Regions from separate parts of the Homo sapiens genome. Here region 2 is linked to region 1. The links are chromatin contacts, found by Hi-C or POLR2A ChIA-PET in ENCODE. All regions are on one chromosome and are shown on one strand. The core of a region is the stretch at or near the end of the contact, and the rest is flanking DNA. Distances in the headings are between cores, read along the strand shown. Region 1 holds the start of DOCK7-DT (DOCK7 divergent transcript). Region 2 overlaps ATG4C (autophagy related 4C cysteine peptidase).

Region 1 (3,731 bases), core at 1,080-3,579:
ATAACTTTTTTTTTTTTTTTTTTTTTTTTTTTTTTTTTTTGAGACGGAGTCTCGCTCTGTCGCCCAGGCCGGACTGCGGACTGCAGTGGCGCAATCTCGGCTCACTGCAAGCTCCGCTTCCCGGGTTCACGCCATTCTCCTGCCTCAGCCTCCCGAGTAGCTGGGACTACAGGCGCCCGCCACCGCGCCCGGCTAATTTTTTGTATTTTTTTTTTTTAGTAGAGACGGGGTTTCACCTTGTTAGCCAGGATGGTCTCGATCTCCTGACCTCATGATCCACCCGCCTCGGCCTCCCAAAGTGCTGGGATTACAGGCGTGAGCCACCGCGCCCGGCCAGTAATAACATTTTTTAATGACATCATCATCAGAAGTAAGACCTAATTATTTTACAAAAAAAAAAAATTTCCTGTCATCATAACTCCCTGGGAGAAACTAATTACTACAAGTGTTTGATGACAGGTAGTATAGGCCCTGTACTATCCTACGCACATTACACAAATTATGCCACTTAATGTTCACAACAACACTATGAGCTGGGTCCTATTATTATTCTCATTTGCCAGACGAGGAAACGGAAATTTGGCCCAACAACTTGGCCAAAGTCCCAAGCTAGAAAATACCAATCAGGATTTGAACCCATGTCGGGGTCTGAGAGTAGAGCCCATGCTCTTAAACACTTGCTATTTTGCCCCTTCAGGAAAAAAAAAGTGCTAGAACGCTGGAAAGAAAGAAAAAAAAAAGCCTCTGCCTCGAAAGCAGCTAGGACGACAGGTGCAACACCACACCTGGCTAATTTTTTTGCAGAGATGGGGTGGGGGGGACTCGCTATGTTGCCCAGGCTGGTCTTGAACTCCTGGCCTCAAGCGATCCTCCTGCCTCGGCCTCCCAAACTGCTGGGATTACAGGCCTGAGCCACTGCATCCGGCCCAAAATTTTTAAAGAAATGTCAGCAAACTAAAAAGACTCAGAGCCACAGAACTACAACTGCCCCAAAACAAAAAAAGGTAATTTAATATGAATGCTTCTTTTCTTGGGACATCATAATTCACACAAATATGATTTTATTAAAACAAAAATGTCTACTGTCTCATACATAAGTATACTCCACAAAGAAATTCTACAAATATTAGAGTCCTCTGTCATTTAATTTTTATTTGGCGGGTGGGAGAAAGGTGGCAACCAACCACCACAAGTAGGTGAAAGGCTTTGAAACCTCCACCTCAATCACTTGCTTTACTTCAAGACTGCAATCACTTGCTTTACTTCAAGACTGCTAACATATAAAAGGATGTCAGTGTATAAAGAACACTGCCTATCATCCATCTTCTCGGGTGCTCTGAGAAACACAGGCGCACAGTTAAATTCACAGGCGAACTCAGAACAAGCTTCAGCCTGCAATCCGTCAGGGATTCGGCAGCTGCACACCGAAGGTGCAGCCCGCAGCTCTCAACTTTTCATTCTGTCCACACGTTTTCAATCCTGGACGCACAAGTCCACTTTGAACCTGGCCCGAGGGTGCAAAGAGGGTTCCTGTCAGATTTCTCAGGAAGAGAGAGACGCGTGAAGGAGGGGCGGCCTCCCACCCGCCCCGAGCCGCCGCGCGTTTCTCCTTTTGTTGGGGTGGAGGAGGGCGGACCCCGCACCCTCTAGGGGCCAAGAGGGGTGGGCGGAGAGACGGGAGGGGGCGAAACGCCGCGGCGGCCCCCGACGAGCCCGGGGGTGGGAACACAAAGAATTTGGGAAGCGGCCGACCGCCCTTCCATAAACCTCCGCAGAAGTCCAGGCCCGGGCCGCCGAGGAGCAGGAGGAGGCGGGCGCGCTGGAGTCCGCGGCCCTCTCCGCTCCCTGCCGAGGCTCAGCGGCGGGCGCGGGCTGAAGGCCGGGGTTCGAGGGCGGCGCGAGGCCTCCGCTACCCCCTCAGCCACCCCGAACCCCTTCCGCCCCGCCGCGAGCCAGGCCGCGGGATCCCGGTGCCGGCCCCGCCACACCCACCCGCCTCCTAGGCCAGGCCTGGGAGGACTCCGCGGCTCTTTCTCGGGCGGCGGCGGCGGCGCGCCCCACGCCGGATATTTACCTGCTGATCTTCTGGGCGAAGGCGCGGCGCTCGGCCATGGCTGCTGCGGCGACGGCGACGGCGGCGGCGGCTGCGGCGGGCCGGGTGCGGACCGGCGGGCGCGTGCCTCCTCGCTCGTGCTCCCTCCCTCGCGGCCTCCGCCAGTCCGGGCTCCGGACCTGGGAGGCTGGGGCTGGCGGCCGGAGCCAGGAACGAGCCCTGCCGTAATGTTCCTTAGAGGCGCGCAACGAGAAACCGCTCCTCCCCCAGCGCGTCAATCCCGGCGGGAACCCCGGCTGCGGAAGGCGGCTGCGGCCGGCGGGAGCCGAGGGGAAGAATGGAGCGCTGAGGAAGCGAGGCGCCAGCCCCAGCCGCTTCGCTGCCGCGGAGCCTGCACGACCGAGAGGTCGCGGAGAGAAGCCAGAGACAGGCCAGCGACCTGGCGAGGCAAGAAAATAAGATAACCGAACGCGTAGGGGGAGCTTGGCTTTCCCGAAATGGAAGGGAAGGAAATGAAAGGTGGGCTTTGCCGAGGGGGCTGTGCTTTAACCAAAGCCCTGGATGACTGGGTTCATGTTTCTGCAGCACCGGTCTCCGAGCTTTTTAAAGCACTTGGGTTTCTGCTTCGGCCTCATGAATGCAGCCTAACTGGAGAAACAGTGGTTTTTCTTATAGAGAAAGAGCCAGAAAATACCTTGCTCCTGCAGCGATAACAATAGTAATAGTTGACTTCTGGTGCTTAGCCAGCCACTGGATTAAAGTTTTTCAAGCACGAGCGCTTTGAAGTAGATCGTTACTATCACTATTTTAGAGGGAAGGAAATTGGCTTGGAAAAGCTAAGTGACTGGCCCCAGGTCGCACAGATGGTAAACTCTTCCACTGAGACTCAAACCCAGAGCCGGTTCTTTTCTTTGAGGACAGTTGTTTCCGTATTATTAACCCCTTTTGGATCTCTCTCTGTCTCTCATACATACATATATATATATATATATATATATATATATATATATATATATATATATATAAAATCCAGGTGAGCTCTAACGTTCACCCCCATTTTGATGTTCTGTTAAATAAGCTCTGTGTTGACCACTGAAACTGACCTTGTCCATAATAGCCTATAAAACAGAGACTAGCAGAGATTTGTTTTCATCTGTTCTGTTGTAATCCCATAATGTCTAGAATATTTGGCTCCTAATGCATATCTGTTGATACTGAAATTATGGTGACACTAAGAAAAATATCTTGGTTTCTTGTAGTACCTTTCCTCTTAAGTATTGCAAGAACTTAAAATGTGTATTTATTTATTGTTATTATTATATTCTCAGTATGTCCTGGTGGAATATGTTGGATACCTGTTTTCCTCTCTTTTACCATTGGAAAATCTGTAGCTTGGAGCCATTAGGTCACTTGCCAGAGTCACACACTGAGTCAGAGGTGAAAGCCTCAATTAGTCAGATCCATAACTTCCTGTCTAGTGCTGTAACTTCTGTGGAAGACTGTGTATTTATATAACAATGCTCATTGCAGTAACACACTGCTTTTATTTATTGATTTATTTATTTTAGACAGAATCCCCCTGTGTTGCTCAAGCATGGAATGCATAGGGCACTGCAGCCTAAAACTCCTAGGCTCAAGCAATCCTCTTGCCTCAGCCTCTGGAGGAGTAGCTAGTACC
Region 2 (3,716 bases), core at 996-3,495, 110 kb after region 1:
GAATTCATCATTTATTGAGGTAGTCATCTAGCTTTATTTTAAAAACTGTCTAGCTTATTGTTTTAGCATTATTTATTAAATTAGCCATCTTTTCTCACTTGTGTAGTTATTTTTCATATTAGGTACTAAATTCTTAAATACGCTTGGGTTTATATTTGTGCTCTCCATTATGTTTTATTCAGTGTTATCCTGTGCTAATAAGAAAAATAAATTTAAATAGTACTAAACTTTACTGTAGTTTTATAGTGTGTTTTAATATGTGGTAAGGCAACTCTCCTCTTCAATCGGAATTTTTGGTTATCCTTTATAAAGTGTCTCAATTTGTGATACTTTCCAACATGGCTCAAGGGATCATCTTTCAAAATAATCTCTGATTTCTCCAAAGTTAAGATTTTTAGAAACAGCCATTTTAATATTTGTTTTTTTTTTTTGGAGACAGAGTCTTGCTCTGTTGCCCAGGCTGGAGTGCAGTGGCACAGTCTTGGCTCACTGCAAGCTCTGCCTCGCAGGTTCAAGTGATTCTCCTGCCTCAGCCTCCTGAGTAGCTGGGATTACAGGCATGCACCACCATGCCTGGCTAATTTTTATATTTTTAGTAGAGATGGGGTTTCGCCATGTTGGTCAGGCTGGTCTCAAACCCCTGACCTCGTGATCCACCCACCTTGGCCTCCTAAAGTGCTGGGATTATAGGCGTGAGCCACCGCCCCTGGCTATTTATTTATTTTTGAGACAGTATCTTGTTCTGTCGTCCAGGTTGGAGTGCAGTAGCACAATCATCGCTTACTGCAGCCAGCTCAAGTGATCCCCCAACCTCACCAGTAGCTGGGACTGTAGGCACACGCCACCATGTCTGGCTAATTTTTAATTTTATAGGGAGAAAAACTCACTATGTTGTCCAGGCTGGTCTTGAAAACTCGGCTCCAGCATTTCTCCCCTTCAGCCTCCCAAAGTGTGGGGATTGCAGGTGTGAGCCACCACACCAGGCTCCATTTAAATTTTTGTTACAGAAATAAAGTGGGTTTCAGTCTTTACAGAAAAATGGAATTTAATTTTAGTCATATGAAAAGTAACTATGCTGAATTATTTATTAAACTAGCAACAACTCATCTTTAGTTTAACCTTACGAAAATAATTTTATCGTTCTCAACTACTCTATCTAACAATGATAATGAAAGTATTTTCATAGAATAGTTAAGGATGTGTCCCAGAGGCATTTCAATTGTTTCAAGTTTGGGGGTAAAGTTACTCTGAGTAAATAGTGTAGCTACATAGCAGGAGTTTTGACCAAAAATAATGAAATAACAACTCAACAATTTATTCCACTCCAAGTGCCTTTGAGGTTAGAATATTTGTTTCATTAATTTCTGTATCTATCACAGCATCTTAATTTTTAATTTTAATTTTTGTGGGTACATAGTAGGTGTATATATTTATGGGGTACATGAGATGTTTTGATATAGACATGAAATGTGTCATACTTACATCATGAAAAATGGGGTATCCATTCCCTCAAGCATATATCCTTTGTATTACAAACAATCCAGTTATGCTCTTTTAGTTATTTTTAAATGTTCAATTAAATTATTATTGACTATAATCCCCCGTTGTGCTATCAAATACTGGGTCATATTCATTCTTTCTATTTTTTTTTTTTTGTACCCATTAACCATTCCCACCTCTCCCCAACCTTCTCATTACCCTTCCTAGCCGCTGGTAACCATCCTTCCACTCTCTGCCTCCATGGATTTGTCACAGCATCTTATCTTGCTTTTGTATTTACTTAGGCATCATTATCTAAGATATAGACTTCCCCATATAACATGTCTAATTGCTCACTGTCTTCATTTTTTCCCCATCCAGATTAAGGCATCTTGGTTTTCACACTTGCTGAGGACTGTCCAGAGTATTCTGGATGGCTGGTGATGAGAACTGTCTGAACCAAAAAGTCTTCCCTGTGGCCTTCTTTCTTTCAGACTTAGAAAGAAGATACCTGCATGCACATACTCTCATTAAAAAATTTTGGATCTAGAAGACCAAGCTTGGTGGCTTTTTAAAAATAATTTTTTTAAATTCTAAAAATAATAAATGTTTTTGTATAAGATTTGGAAAATGTGGGCAACTGTGGTATAAAAATAACCACAGAGAAACTACTTTTAACATTTTGCTGTACTTCTTTCTTACTTTCTAACTCCCTTCATTCCCCCTTCGCTGTCCCTGCGCTTGCCTGTGTCATATGACACATAAGTTTCAGATTCTGCATAGTGTTTCCCCATTTTAGGAGACATTTTTAATGGATGCATAATCCATCATGTGGATGCACTATATATAATTCACACATTTTATAAACTCTTTTCCTTTTCTTGCTTTTCCAGATTTTGCTAAATTATGTATGCAGTTTTCTTGAGGAAAATTCGTCTTTCCTTTTCTTTATTCTAGTGTCAGTTAAAAAAAAATTCTAATTCTGGTGAGAGTGCTGCTAGTGATATACCTATATTTCATATCAGTTCACTGATTCCTTTAATAAATATTTTTGAGAACCAATTCTGTGCCAGGCAGAATTTAAGAACAGTCAGTTACAGTATAGTGCAATGAATGTGGTGATACAGGAAAACGTAGGATCCTATGAGAACTAAGAGAAGGATACCTATCTTAGTTTAAAGTTTAGAGAGGGCAGTCAGGAAATCTTACCAGTCTTACCAGAGGAAGTGAAACCAAAGCTGGGTTTCAGGGACTCCATGATAGTAAGGTCATCATACAGTGAGGGTGAGCAGTAAGGCACTTGAGTTAGAGGGAACAGATGCAAAGGCATGAGGTACCAGATAACATACCAAGTTCAGGAAGCTTTGATATTAATATTAAATGTGGTTTCAGCATATGCTGCATGTGAAGTAGTAAAAGAGGAAGCTGAGTAAGTAGGCAGAGGTTATTTCATGAAGGGCCTTAAATATCATCCTTAAGTACCAGGAACTATGCCAAGTGCTAGGGGTATAAACAAAAAAAACAGAGTCCTTGAGGAATGTGTTTATAGCTTTCATTCTCGTTTATGCGTCAGCAGTTCTCAAATTAATATGCCTAGCCCAGACCTCTCCTTTGAGCTCCAGATCTATATATCCAACTGCCTAGTTGATTGACATCCCGAGAATATATCTAGAGTGTAAATTCCAAGAGAACAGGTATTTCATTGCCTTTGTTCTCAGCTGTACCTGCAGTGCCTAGAACAGTGCCTGGCAATAATTTATCTAATGATTAAAGAAAAGAATGGCAGGGCGTGGTGGCTCGCGCCTGTAATCCCAGCACTTTGGGAGACCAAGGTGGGTGGATCACGAGGTCAGGAGTTCAAGACCAGCCTGCTGGGAGGCGGAGATTGCAGTGAGCCGAGATGTTGCCACTGTACTCCAGCCTGGGAGACAGAGCGAGACTCCATCTTAAAAAAAAAATAAAAAAGAAGGCCGGCGCAGTGGCTCACGCCTGTAATCCCAGCACTTTGGGAGGCCGAGGCGGGCGGATCACGAGGTCAGGAGATGGAGACCATCCTGGCTAACACGGTGAAAACCCGTCTCTACTAAAAGTACAAAAAATTAGCCGGATGTGGTGGCAGGCGCCTGGAGTCCCAGTTACTCGGGAGGCTGAGGCAGGAGAATGGCATGAACCGGGGAGGCGGAGCTTGCAGTGAGCTGAGATTGCGCCACTGCACTCCAGCTTGGGGGACAGAGCAA

Evidence for each region. Hi-C counts contacts between places; a loop is a spot of excess contacts on that map. ChIA-PET counts read pairs that join two places held with the same protein, here RNA polymerase II (POLR2A). Pooled maps may share reads with other maps.
Region 2: a loop to region 1 is called in a pooled map, with 2.6 times the contacts of the local background. The contact joins the enhancer-like site here to the promoter of DOCK7-DT in region 1. A Hi-C loop is called at or near these places in 2 of 37 single-sample maps with no recorded cell type and 4 of 50 pooled maps. POLR2A ChIA-PET finds 5 or more read pairs at or near these places in 1 of 52 experiments (B cell).

The regions. Positions count from the first base shown.
Region 1 is chr1:62,686,153-62,689,883 of GRCh38, forward strand. DOCK7-DT (DOCK7 divergent transcript) reads left to right here and starts at 2,330. Exons shown (of 2, transcript NR_185999.1): 1 at 2,330-2,500. DOCK7 (dedicator of cytokinesis 7) reads right to left here and starts at 2,234. Exons shown (of 50, transcript NM_001367561.1): 1 at 2,075-2,234. The coding sequence starts at 2,112. RefSeq lists a silencer at 1,587-2,336 and an enhancer at 3,346-3,640.
Region 2 is chr1:62,798,231-62,801,946 of GRCh38, forward strand. All of the region lies in intron 1 of ATG4C (autophagy related 4C cysteine peptidase), which reads left to right. Among named protein-coding and RNA genes, the nearest start is that of ATG4C, 16 kb to the left of the region's middle. RefSeq lists an enhancer at 2,611-2,660. Within about 2 kb of position 2,246, at least 3 of the 41 ENCODE cell types and tissues checked have a DNase peak (open chromatin) inside an H3K27ac peak, as active enhancers do; they include B cell, where a contact is called at or near this core.